Regions from separate parts of the Mus musculus genome. Here region 1 is linked to region 2. The links are chromatin contacts, found by Hi-C or POLR2A ChIA-PET in ENCODE. All regions are on one chromosome and are shown on one strand. Each heading gives the region's core, a stretch centred on a gene start or an enhancer-like site at or near the end of the contact. The rest is flanking DNA. Distances are from core to core; before and after follow the strand shown. Region 1 overlaps Bmerb1 (bMERB domain containing 1). Region 2 holds the start of Ifitm7 (interferon induced transmembrane protein 7).

Region 1 (7,125 bases), core at 712-3,211, 45 kb before region 2:
GGAGGAGGGAGTGGGTGGGTTGGTGGAGGAACACCCTCATAGAAGCAGGAGGAGGGTAATGGGACAGGGAAGGTTTCCAGGAGTCGGGGGAAACAGGGTAAGGGGATAACACTTGAAATGTAAATAAATTTTTTTTCTTAAAAAAAAAAAGACATTAGTTGTCTGGGAAGATTGATAAAAAGGGCACACTAAGGATTTGGATTAAACCAGGGTTAAAGCTCATGCCTGTTTACATAAAAGAAGACTTCAAACCTCAGAAAGGCAGATCCAGGAAGTATTGAGGTGAGACCTTACAGGGTGCTCTTTGCTCCGTCCGAGCATGTGTGATGGAAACTAACATCCTAGGACAGCCCCTCCTGGTATTTCCCTGAAGGCAGACATCCATCAGCTGCCAACAACGCTTAAGGAGCGCAAATCATCTGAAGAGACCAAGGAGGCTTAGAGGCTGTCTAGGGAAAATGGGTGCATTTCACAACTGAGTTTATTTACTGTTAGATGAGTATTACTGTCACAAAGCATCCAGGAGCTGAGTCACTTCTGGGGGAAGAAGCAGCTAAATCCATCTTTTTATCCCCAAATGCCACCCCAGGGGTACACGTGCCTCACAAGCACCAGCAGCAGCAGCAAACAAGACCTGAGTGCCAGGGACGGCTGGGATGGGCCCACAGGTTCAGCCATTTATCTTGAGAATCTTGTTACCCAGGAACAGAAAAAATGAGATAGCAGTGGGTAGGAGAAATTAACAATGGAGAAACTGCTGCTGGATTGAGTGAGTTTTTGAGACAGGCTTTCACTGTATAGCCCAGGTTAGCCTTTTAGTCCTCTAGCCTCAGCCTCCCTTGGGCTGGGATGTCAAACATGAGTCACTCTCAGTTTGAAACGTCTATAAACACAGGCTAGGAGAATACATAGCTACAGTCCGAAGAACTCTCCCTTAGTGTAAGCTCAGGCTCAGGTGGCTAGGCTCTGCGTGCATCTTGCAGCCACTCACTCTCCATAGCTGCTACACAGGATGAAGGCTCGTTGTTCTTCTCAACAATCTGGGAAGTGGGTGCCTTCATCATAACCATCTCTCTCTAGTTGAATCTTAAAGACTTGGAGAGCTCATGAGTGATATGTCAAGGACAACTAATGCATGGCAGGGCTGGGAGTCCAATCCAGACTTGATTAGAAAGCCTTTGTGCTAGACTGAAGAACTAGCAAAACTCTAGACCCTGTGCAGAAGTCACATGTTCCTACCAGGTTGGACATGTCACTGCAACACAAGTCCAAAGCAACAGGGCCAGGTGGTCAAGGTGAAACTTCCACATACTTACTAGTGCTTTTATTACATTGACTCTGTTGTTGCCTTGGTGCGGTTTTTGGTTTTGATTTTGGTTTTCAGGTTTGTTTTATTTTGTTTTTAAGTGTTTGCAGTTATTATTGGGTTTGGTGCTAGGGTGTGGGGAGCCTAGAGACGCACATTTGGTTGGCAAATGTTTTTACCACATTTAAATAAAATGTTTTTTAAAAAAATCTTTAACTATAAATTTTTAAATGTACATGCATGATGCAGATGCCCATGGAGATCAGAAGAGGGTATTGAATCCCCTATTTCTGGAGTTACAGGTAATTGTGAGCCATGCGTCACATGGGTGCTGAGAACCGGACGCCCGTCCTCTACAAGAGCAGCAAGCACTTGTAGCCACCTCTTTAGCCCAGCTCATCATCTTCTTTAAGAATAAACTTAGCAACCTAATTAAACTTCAGTCCCTAAACCCACATCTCCATGGGAACATCTTCCTGACCTTGACCCATGAGAGGGTACATAGAGAATGCATATCTAAGCCCAATTAAACCCTGGTAGCAGCCTACTCTTTACTGTTGTCAGCCACCCAAGTGAGAAAGAAGCTCATTTTAGGCCCCAAGCATTATATCACAGCAGGTGCTGAGCAGCTATCCTCTCTTTCTCTGGTGTTAATTGAATGAGAAGCAAGCAGCCAGATGAGTTTTAATGAATCATTCTTTTCCAAAAAGGTGAAGTAACTGCCTTTAATTTCAAAGCTCTTAGCTGCAATATTCCAGAGGCCTGTCTTGAGAAGGAGGACGAAGCTGGAGCCTAAAAGAAAGCAGAGTGCAGTCCAAAATTCATCTTTGGACTCTATGGCCTGTAAGGAAGACTGTGGCTGCAGAGCCATGAGGCCTCCACGCCCTTTCAGAAGTTGTTAGTGTCTATCTCAGCCTGAAGCACATTTTTTCAGCTTCTCTGAATTTCTAGTTTCTCAGCTTCATCTGTCCTGTCCAAGCACATCAAGGGAATCCAGGTGCATTGTGTCCCCTGAAGTCCCATGTGTTAAAGGCTTGGCTCCCAGAAGGGTGCTATCGGGAGTCAGTGAGCACAAAAGAAGTAGAGCTGTGGATTGGAGACTGTGGGTGGGGTAGTGAAACCCCAGTCTTTCCTCTTCGTTTCCATCTGCTTCTTACCCACAAGGAGAAGGCCATAAGCCCAAGGCAATGACTACACATTGACCCTCCAAAACTGAGCTAAAATAAAACTAAAGTCTCTGTGAGTGTGTGTGTGTGTGTGTGTGTGTGTGTGTGTGTGTGTGTGTGTGTGCGTGTGCACATATGAACATACACATGGGAACCAGAGTATAGCCTCAGGTGTTTCTCGGGAGCTACATACCTTGCTTTGTTTTGTTTTAATATTCTTTTTGTTGTTGTTGTTTTGTTTTGTTTTGTTTTGTTTTTTCGAGACAGGGTTTCTCTGTATAGCCCTGGCTGTCCTGAAACTCACTCTGTAGACCAGGCTGGCCTTGAACTCAGAAATCCACCTACCTCTGCCTCCCAAGTGCTGGGATTAAAGGCGTGTGCCACCACGCCCAGCTCTTGTTTTAATATTCTTATTTAGATTTACTTATTTTATGTGTATGGTTATTTTGCTTGCTTGTGTACCAAATGTGTGCCTTGTGCACACAGAGAGGCCAGAAGAGGGAGTCAGAACCCCTGGAACTGGAGGTATAGATGGTTGTGAACTGCTATGTGGAAACCAAACCCCGATTCTGTGCAAGAGAAGCTCATACCTACGGAGCCATCTCTCCCACTCCCACCTTGTTTTTTGTTTTGTTTGTTTGTTTTGTGTTGGTTTTTGAGACAAGATCTCTTTTTGTCCTGGAACTCACCAAGCAGGCTAGGCTGGCTGTCCAGAGAGCCCCAGTGACTGTTGTGTCTCCCAGTGCTGGGATTATAATCTTAACAATATAACCTTACACACCTTTTTATGTTTGTGCTGAAGATCCAGAATTGGAGCCTCATGCGTGCACAGCAAACACCGAATCATCTTCTCAGTTCCCATTTTGTTCTCTTTATAAGTTGCTTTGCCTCATATATTCATTACAATAACAAAAAACTGGTTGAGTGTATAGTCAGCATTGTAATTAGGGTAGAGGGAAAAGACTTGGACCCAAATCCTCTCTGAATTTTTGTAACTGCTAACATGACCTGCTTGCTAAGCCCCAGTATTGAACTCTGTGTGGTACCATATCTGTCTGCCTATTTCTTTGGTTGCATGACATCTTGGTGACATTTATGATTCGAGGTCTGGCTTGTTCTGAACACCCTCTCCAGGGCAAAGATTTATCACCACGTAGAATGTTCCTAAGATTTTGTGGCAGACAGAAGGTGCAGCTCCCAAGTGGGATTTCCAAAAAGGCTTCTTGTGAATAATGTATGTGTTACCTCTGAGCTGGCACTCTAAATGAGATGACGCTTGAGTCCTGGTGGATTCTTGGAGCATGTGTAATGTCATTTTGCATTATTCAATGTCCTTCCTTTCCCCAACATTTCCAGATGACCTTCAGTGAGTCACTGGGCCACTCTGTCACAGTTCTAGGTCCAGTGAGAGGGGCTCAGACTGATTCCTGAGGTCAGTTGGGACCATGCAAGTGAATGTCCAAGACAGCTAACTCTGGCTCAGTCAGTAGAGTGCTCATCCATCATGCAAATTTCTCAGCATTAACCAGACATGGTGGTGTGTGCCTGTAGCCCAAGGCTTAGGTGGGTGAGGGCAGGAAGAAAGTTTGAGGCCAGCCTGGACTACCTGAGATTCCACCTCAAAAACAAAGTAAATGAAATAAAAAGAGAGAGTATGTTCTTCTGGCTGTTTAGTTAAAACTGTGGAAACAACCCTATAATAAGATAATTGGCCAATTAGGACAGCATAAACAACTAACCACATGATGGTTCACTGTATTACTCATGTTTTTTTTTCAATTTCCTTCATGAATCCAGACAATTTTAAATCCATCCTGAGCTGTGAATCAAGAATTTTTTACAACTCCCCAATTTCCAATTTGCATACCAACTCACGAATTAGCAGAAGGTCCTGGTCATGCAGGGAAGGTTAGGAAACCAAATAGTACCTCAGAAAACTGTGCTTGGTGGGGCTATAATGGGGATCTGGGGAGAAAGAGACTCTGAAAGAGAGATTAGCAGTTTCTTTAGACATTTTAGGCGTGAATGACTTCATAGCTTCTGCTTCCTGTGTTTCTGTGCAGAAGGAGGTGCTGCCAAGCTTTTTTTCACACAGTGCCACTGGATAGATGAATGGATGGGGCTGAGCCCCAGGAAGCAAGAGCACCTCTCGACACACACCCTAGCATCACAGTTGACTTTTAAATCTGGATCTGAAGCTCTGGTCCAGGTCTGAGTGAAGAGTGCCTTGCTTGGTACTTCTTGAGGTGACTACCTGTCACTGTGGGGTGTCACTGTCTCAGTTTAACAGAGCAAAGAGAGAAAAGATACCGAGTCTAGACGATGAAGTCATTTCCAGTAAAACTAGCATCAGAATGGCAAGGAGATGGGTTGTCAGCAAAGTGCCTTGACACAAACACAAGGACATGACTAAGCCCTAGAAACTCCTTAAGAAATAAATGCTGGGTATGGCCGCACATGCTTGTCTGTGTTCTCAGGTAGAGCCAGCCAGACAAGCAGGGTCACTCATTCTGGAACCTGTTTCAGAAGCACAAAATGAGGAAGGACACCTGACCTTAACCTCTCAGTGTGCACCTGTGCATGTACACATGTACACACATGCACATATAAAAACAAAGCACCACCATCACCCTACTAAAAACAAAATGAGCTGAAAGGACGAGTTACACTGGAGGTGCTTGGTTACACTTGGGGAAGGGTGGATAAGCCTAGACTCTGATGTGGGTGTGAGTGGAATATGCTGCCCACAATACCCAAGTCTAGAAAACTCCAGCATGAACTACTGAGAGCCCATGTCAGAAAAAGCTATTTTGAGTCCAGCTGGGAAGTTTGGCTCCCATAAGTGTATAAAATCATGCATGGTGGCACACACCTATAAACTTTGTACTCTGAAAATGGAGGCAGGAGAAGTTCAAGTTATCTTTGACTTCATAGCAAGTTTGAGGCCAGACTGGACTATATTCGACCTTGTCTCAAAAAGAGACAAGTGGGGGAGAGGGGAGGAGACAATACCTGTGAAAGTGGGGTCTGGACACTCTGACCTAGAGGCTGATCCAACCCAACCCACCACCTGTCTTTCTTGTCCAACCTATGAATCACAAATGCTTGAGGGAGAAAAACAATTAAGATGTGAAGATGGCACAGAATTCTGACTTTAGTGCCCATAAAGGAAGTGTCGATGGAACAGGGCCATGCACATTTGTCATATATCGTCTTAACTGCTGTTCTATGCTACAACAGAGCAGAGTATCTCGGTGGGATACTCTGAAGCAAAACTATTTACTACCAAGTCTTGAAGAGAAGGTCCCTCTCCTAAGTGAGCCAGTCATTGTATTCTATATTCAAGAACATCCATCACAGACTGAAGAGGTGCTAGTTCAGTCAATAAAATAACCTAAGTTCCACCCCGAGAACCCAACTGAGGAAGGCAGGTGGTAGCATGGGCTTATCATCCAGCCCTGGGAGACAGACACAGATTCTCTGTGGTTCACTGGCCAAACCAAACAAGTGAGTTCCAGGCCAGTGAAAACTACCCTGCCTCAGAATACCAAAATGGGGCGCAACAGAGAAGACACGAGAGGTTGACCTCTGACTTCCAAATGTACACACACACACACACACACACACACACACACACATTCAGAGACACACACGTGTGCAAATATGTACAAATACACATCTATGTGCATACACGTACACATAACCACCTCTAAATTGTTTCTTATAAACTAAGGTATTAACAATTTTTAAAAATCCATTCATACTGCACTGGCAAACAATGAAACAGCTGATATTTCTTGCCAGGTCAAATGGGCAGGATTGCTAGTATTCATATAAGCCTTCTGATTGAGGTTATTAAGGTTATGAAGCAAAAGTGCCACCTAGAATGTAAATAATAATATCCACAGCAACAGTGATGGAATATTCAATTTTATAATAGTCACTTAACCCCATTCTTATGGTGTCACAAACTACATCAGCTGTACTCTGCATAATCTTAAAAATATTCTAAGCCCTAATTGAAATGACTTTGACAATACTCATAGCAATCACTACTTTTAATTACCTTTTTGTTATATATGTATGCGTGTGTGTGTGCTCATAATAAGGGTCATACATGCAATAGCACATGTATGGAGTCTGAAGATAGCTTTTATAGAGTGGATTTTTCTCTCCACTTTTATGTGTGTTTTGGGAACTGAACTTGGATCAATAGGTTTGTGAAGCAAGCTTTTACCCCCTGAGCTATCCCACTAACCCTGTGATTGCTGTGATTTTCTTCTTAAAGCCTTTGCCATGTTCCAGAAAGCACCATCAGCACTTTCTGTTTCTCTGTACACTTAACAACCCTAATCAGGCAGGGTTGCTATGTGAGCAGACAGTTCTCTTGGCCCATTTTGTACATGACAAGACTAAGGCAGATGATGTCATGTCTCAGGGCCAGTGAATGCTGGAAGCGATATTCACATTGCATTATCACCTAGAAACTAGACTCTACGATGGTGCAGACAGTGTCAACGTTGGAGGCTGCTCTAGTCTGAAACGTAATTAGTAGCATGATCCCGAAGTAGAAAATTATGGTTTCTTTGGAGACTCGGTTGCATCATGTCATTTTTTTCTGGAAACTGTCTTATGAGAGGATGTTTTGCTGAG
Region 2 (6,464 bases), core at 1,481-3,980:
TCTTCAGCATGTCTGGTGTCACAGTACTGCCTGGGCAGGTATTTGGCCATAGCCCCAGTATTACTAATTTCTAGACTTAATTAATAAATGAATAGAGGCTCAGACCTGTTGGATAGCTCTATGAATCCCTTGTGAATTGAGAGGATGTTTACATATAAACAAAAATCCCAAAATGCTTGATTAGAGACAGGAATTAAAATGCCAAAACTTGCCAGAGTCAAGTATCTAAAGTGGGTCCCTGGATTCCTGCTTTGGGATTTCAAATGTGAATAGCTTAAAGAGCTGGGGGTTGGTTTGGAGATCTGTGCCAAGGCACATAAGAAACTGATCTGGCACTGAAACAAGAAGCAAGTCTCAATCATGGTGGTTTGGGGCAAAAAGATCAGGGCCTCTACAGTCAGGACTCAGAAGTACAAAATTTTCAGGGACTTAATGTGGTTTAAAGTGAATTCTTACCTCAGTTTTCAATATGTGCTCAAATTTGGACCCCCCAAAAAAGCAGGAAAATGAGAAGGAACTGGGTGTGTTGGCACACACCTGAGTCTCAGTGCTTGGGAGGACAGGCAGAAAAATTCAAGGCCATCCTTGGCTATAGAGAGTTTGAGGCCAGTCTGGATTGTATGAGACCTTGTTTATGTGTGGGATGGGGAGAGGCTGGCAGAGAAAGATGGGAAGAGAGAGAGGAGAGAATGCTTTAGGGAAGTGCTCAATATTTTAGTTTGCTTTGGGTTTTTGTTTTGAGACAGGGTCTGACTTTGTAGCCCTGGCTGGCCTAGAACTCACAGAGCTATGCCCAATATTGCAGTTTTAACTCATAGGCTTGCTTTATGCAGTTGAATGTCTAAGTTTGAATGTCTAAATAGAGGAACTCCTGAAACAGCCATGTCCTGAGAATTTACCTGAGCTTTGCACACACCATCTTATTTGATATTCATGATAGAAAGCCACATGGTATACAATATTACTATCCCCATTTTCAGAGAGCAAATGTAGAGAACAGAAACACATCTTGTCACATTGTCAGCCAAAGACCAGAGCCCTAGTCAAACCAGGGGTTCCTTGACTCTACGTGGCTTCTACTCTATGGGGACCCAACTGTCTATCAAGCACTGTGGACTTCAGGGATCAACATGGCTACTATCTGATTATAAAATTACCAACCATCTTTGAAACAGACCCAGGAAGCAGTTAACCTTCATGAGAAATGTATGGAGTCCAACTCATCTGGGTCTGAATCCTGGTTCCATCATTTCCATTTGAGTTACCTAGCAAGCCCCCGCCTTCTCATATATGTAAAAAGCACTACAGTGCCACACAAGGTTGTACCAGGGATAAATAAGAGATGTTTCTGAAGCTTTCAGAACATGGCAATCTAACAATACAAGGCAGCCATGGGTGGTATTATTTAGAGCGTATAAACCACAGACCTGCAACCTCTAGGTTACCTCAAAGTGCCAAAGCTAAAGGATTTAGGAAGGATGAAGCAGGAGAAAGGACCTAGGTCTAAAAGGAGAAAGAAAATGTAAGAAAGAAAGAGGTTGGAAGCATCAGAACACCCATTATAGCAGGAACGAAGACATTTGAACTTGAAATAGAAACACAATATAGCTTGAGTCCATAGTTACAAGAATGGAGAAAACAATCACAAAGGCATGTGCGCGAGTGTGCACACACACACACACACACACACACACATTCACACACATTCACACATTCACACTTTCTCCCAAGTGAGGTAGAAAAGGAGCTGATTGACAATGCTTTAAGTACATGTAGCTCAATGGCTGCTGCTGGGGAAGAGCACTAAGCCTAGAGACCCAGTCAGAGCAGGTAGCTTTAGGGTTCCTTAGAAGGCAAGAGGGCTGCAGGCTATACCAGGTCTGCTGGGCAAGCCATACCAGAACAGGAGGCAGAGTGGAGGACATTTGGAAGCTCCTAGAGTCAGGGACATCAATGACCTTAGACTTTCCAGATAGCCTCCACTGTTTGCAGAGTTTCAAGTATTGTGTCCAACAAATTGAAAGCAAAAGTCTTGGATTCATTTACAGATGTTTGTTGATACCAAAACACCAAAGAGAGAGCCAGTAAGTACAGAGGTCTGCTTCAAAACCGCTTTCAAGAGCTGAACCAAACCAAATCGTATCATTGAGTCAAGAGCTAACAGAGTGGGGGAGGGGGGTTGCACAGCGCTAACCTTGCCCTTTGCCTGCTCTTTCATCTCTCCTCTGACCCAAGAGGAGGTGGGACAATGCTGGAATTTCAGCTATGCTCTGAACCTCAAGGCTGAAAGAGCACACAGACACTCCCCCATTTCTGTATGTGGGGCTTTCAAAGCTGCCCTTGGCTCCTGCGCCCTCAAGCATCCTAACACTCTAGCGTTCCTCCTCCTGGGATGCAGGAAAGACGGTCCTTCGCAAAAGCTGCCTCCGGCTGCCGGATCTCGGACTCCTTAGTCCAGTACAGCTGGACTCCTAGCTTAGCTGCCTCGCGATTTCCAGAGGAGCCTCCCAGTACAGCCCAGCCCTGGAGGGTCCCCTCTTTTGTTTGTAGGGAGAACCTACAAACTGCTGTTGTGCAACACTGGAAGCCCAGCTGCGGGGGCGCTTCCCGTCTGCCAGCCTGCGTTCCGGTCTGCTCTAGGGGGCCCCAGTTCAGCACGCGAGTCCCCAACTGTCCCCACCCGTTCCCTGCCCGAACACTCACTTCCCAGTCCCTCCGCTTTCCATGCTGTCTCCTCCACCGCCCCATAACGCCTGAGAGGCTTCTCGGCTTCCAGATGAACAGACAGAGATTGCTTTAACTCCATTGCTGTTCCCCGCGGGCAGGTCCAGGGGTCTGGTTCACTCCATCCCTGCTGAAGGCTGCGGGGAGGAAGGCAGCTCAGATCGGCAGTGTTTTAATGGGCCCGGCGTTGCTGAGGAAGCTGCTCCATCTCTTCAATCTCCAGCACCTGAAAGCTCCCAACTGGTACCCAGGATGGGGGAGGGATGCATAACACATGCGCAATGGAAGCTGGAGGGGGGAGGTTTGGGGGCTGGGTAGGGAGAAAGAGGGACAGATGATAAACTCTCTAGAACAACAAAAACAAAAACAACTAAAATAAAATCACCCCCAAATGAAACAAGAATAAGGCACCTGCCCACACTGAAACCAGTAGATAGGCTTTCTGTGGATGGATCTAGCATTGTGGGTGACTGGGGATCTGTTAGAGGGCTGGTAGGTTTCAAGCGTGATTGGTGAGCCAGAACAGTATCTGTAGATGTGATGATCCTTCTTTGTAGACAAGCCCAAGTATGGACCGCTGCTTTCAGATTCTGTTGTTTGCAGTTATGTGCATGTTTTGAATATAAAAGGGGGACAGCAGCTACGTGTGTGTGTGTGTGTGTGTGTGTGTGTGTGTGTGTGTGTGTGTGTGTGTGTATGTACACCTGTGTCAATCCTGTGCATTTGTATGGAAAGGAACAAGAGAAGCAAATATTTTGTATATAAGGCCAACAAAGCTGTTCAGAACACTGATCTTTACAAACCTGGAAAATAATTGTGACCAAACATAACAGCAATAAAAAAAAAAAAAAAAAAAAAAAACCAGTGTCAGGACTGGCAACAGAGCTCAATTGGTATAACATTCACAGCCTAAGCATGAGGGTCCAAGTCTGATCTACAGGACAGAGCAGGCATTAAAAGAGCAGATACAGCCGGGCGTGGTGGCATGCGCCTTTAATCCCAGCACTCAGGAGGCAGAGGCAGGCGGATTTCTGAGTTCGAGGCCAGCCTGGTCTACAAAGTGAGCTCCAGGACAGCCAGGGCTATACAGAGAAACCCTGTCTCGAAAAACCAAAAACAACAACAACAAAAAAAAACCCAAAAAACAAACAAACAAAAAAAGAGCAGATACAGCTCTAGTCCCAATGCTAGGAGTGAAGGCAGGAGGAACCCCAGGGCTTGCTTGCCCCAAGACACCTTATACCAACTTCTGGCTTACACATGCACACTTTTTGGTTTTAATATAAAGTTAAGGGATGAGAATGCAGCTCAGTTGGCAGAATACTTGCATAATATGCACAAAGCCTTTGGGTCCTATCCCTAGAACTACATGAACCAGGCATGTGATTCTAGCACACAAGAAGAGGCAAGAGGATCTGAAATTCAAATTCATCCTTGGATATGTAGGGTGTTTGTATAGCAGCCTAGGTTACACAAAACCATGAATGAATGAATGAATGAACGAATGAAGTGTTATCAGCAGCTATTGATAAAAGTTAATACTACTTTTTGAATTACTGCTAAACATAGACCATTTCCCAATGTCTCTGTGAAACCTCACACTCCATTCCTGTCTGCTTTACAGAAGATAGAACTGAGGTACAGAGAGATCACTTACCGTATCTCCAAACTGCCGGGGACCTCATCAGCCCTTGAATCAGGCTAGACTGTATGAATTCGGATTCTGCCTCTTATTGTCTTGATTTCCTTGTCTAGTTATATTTAAAGAGCCTAAAAAATATGTATGTGCATGAGCTGGGATGCATGTGGGGAAGTTTATGTGAATGTAAGCACCCTCAGCCGTCAGAAGTATTGGATCCCCTGGAGCTGGAGTTACAGGCAGTTGTGAACCACCAGATATGGCTGCAGGAAACCAAACTTGGGTCATCTGCCAAGGCCATGACTGCTCTTAACTGCTGAGCCATCTCTGCAGCACCTTAACTGTAGTTATATTTTGTATGGAGGGAGAGGAACAAAAAGGCTCTAGGTCAGGGGATGCTGGTGTGCTGTTTAATAGTTATCTTCTGATGCCACCTGGGACACTGGTGTCTATTTTTATGAGTTGGAAATGTGAAACAGTCCAGTTTTCCAGGAAAATGACTTTACCACTTAAAAAGGTTATTGTTTACAGTGAACTCCTAAACAGCTTCAAAAAGTTTTAAAATGTAAACCTAGATTATAGCAACAAGTTTTGTTCTGTTTTGTTTGGGAGTTTGAATTGAGATGGGGTTTCACCATGTGGTCACTTCTGAGAGGCTCTAACCTAATCACATAAAAGCATAAAAATAATATTTTATTTTATTTTATTTTATTTACTAATGAGGCATAAGAAATGAAACAAAGAGGCCAGAGTCTCAGCTATTCTGAGTACTGGCTGCTCTTGCAGAGAACCAGGGTTCCATTCTTAGCACCCACATGGCAGCTCACAATGTTCTGCAACTCCAGTTCTAAGGGACCCAATGCCTCTTTTGGCCTCCAAGAGCACTGAGTGCATGTGCACAGACACACATCCAAAATGCCCATACATACAAAATAAAAATAGTTCTTTGGTAAAGAATTGAAATAAGACAAGCCAGTAAGCCCTGATCTCAGGAGGAAGAGGCAGAAAGGTTGTGACTTCAAGTCCAGCCTGAGCTACACAGCAACACCTTGTTTCAAAAATAAATAAATAGGACCGGCGAGACTGCTCAGTGGGTAGGATCTTGCTGCCAAGTCTGATGACCTGAGTTTCCTCTCTGGGATCCATATGATAGAAATGATGGAAGGAAAGAACTAACTCCTATAAACTATCTTCTGATTTCTATATGGCATGAACTCCTCCTGTACACACACACACACACACACATACACACACACAGTGTATGAAGGAGGCAACTAAGAAAAACACAATTGAAAAAGCTGGACAGATGAAACAGACCCTGTTGGAGAAAAGGCCACTGCGCAAAGGGCTCTGGACTTCTCAGCTTGTACCACCATTCTCATTCCTTCCTTATTCTCAACTCTTCCAGCCTCAAAAACCAAGAGATGCCTAAGGATCAGCATGAGGTGGTTGTAATGGGGACACCCCACACCTCAACTTCTTCGACAACCACCATAATCACCATGCCTGAGATCTCCAAGCCTGATTATGTGGTCTGGTCTCTGTTCAATACACTCTTCATGAACTTCTGCTGCCTGGGTTTCATAGCCTATGCCTACTCTGTGAAGTCTAGGGACAGGAAGATGGTGGGTGATATGACTGGGGCCCAGGCCTTCGCCTCCACTGCCAGGTGCCTGAACATCAGCTGCCTGATCCTCTCCGTCGTCATGGTCATCCTCTTCATCACTTTCTTTGCCACTAGAAGGTAGCCATCTTGTAGCATCTCACAGTAGATAACAGATTCTGGGGCCTTCCGGGCTTGCTATGTGTTCTATTGTCTATCGCTGTCCCAAACCCTAGTCTTAGTCCTGACCATTTACCCCATACATATGCAAATGTTACACTTGCATATCTGTTCATTCAATAAAGTGCATGTGCTGTGGGAAAAAAAAAGAAAAAAAGAAAAAGCCGGACAGACACTATGGAAGAGTGCTTTCAGTATTTTACAATGAAAAGATATTTTGAAGAGGGTGCACTTTTGATTCTAAATTCTAAAACACTTCACCACCCATTAAAGAGACTCCATACCCAGGAAGCTGTATTGTCACCTTCCGCTCTCCTC

What was found. A loop is a pair of places that touch in the nucleus more often than their neighbours do. ChIA-PET counts read pairs that join two places held with the same protein, here RNA polymerase II (POLR2A).
Region 1: a map of left cerebral cortex shows a loop between it and region 2 (2.6-fold over the local background). The contact joins the enhancer-like site here to the promoter of Ifitm7 in region 2. A Hi-C loop is called at or near these places in 3 of 37 maps with a recorded cell type or tissue (left cerebral cortex and regulatory T cell). POLR2A ChIA-PET finds 5 or more read pairs at or near these places in 4 of 5 experiments (all embryonic stem cell).

The regions. Positions count from the first base shown.
Region 1 is chr16:14,026,714-14,033,838 of GRCm38, reverse strand. The region is part of intron 1 of Bmerb1 (bMERB domain containing 1); the gene reads right to left. Among named protein-coding and RNA genes, the nearest start is that of Ifitm7, 43 kb to the right of the region's middle. Within about 2 kb of position 1,961, at least 1 of the 3 ENCODE cell types and tissues checked has a DNase peak (open chromatin) inside an H3K27ac peak, as active enhancers do; it is left cerebral cortex, where a contact is called at or near this core.
Region 2 is chr16:13,983,133-13,989,596 of GRCm38, reverse strand. It overlaps Ifitm7 (interferon induced transmembrane protein 7), which reads left to right and starts at 2,730. Exons shown (of 3, transcript NM_001270718.1): 1 at 2,730-2,967; 2 at 5,772-6,107. The coding sequence starts at 5,788. It overlaps Bmerb1 (bMERB domain containing 1), which reads right to left and starts at 2,960. Exons shown (of 6, transcript NM_144518.3): 1 at 2,704-2,960. The coding sequence starts at 2,806.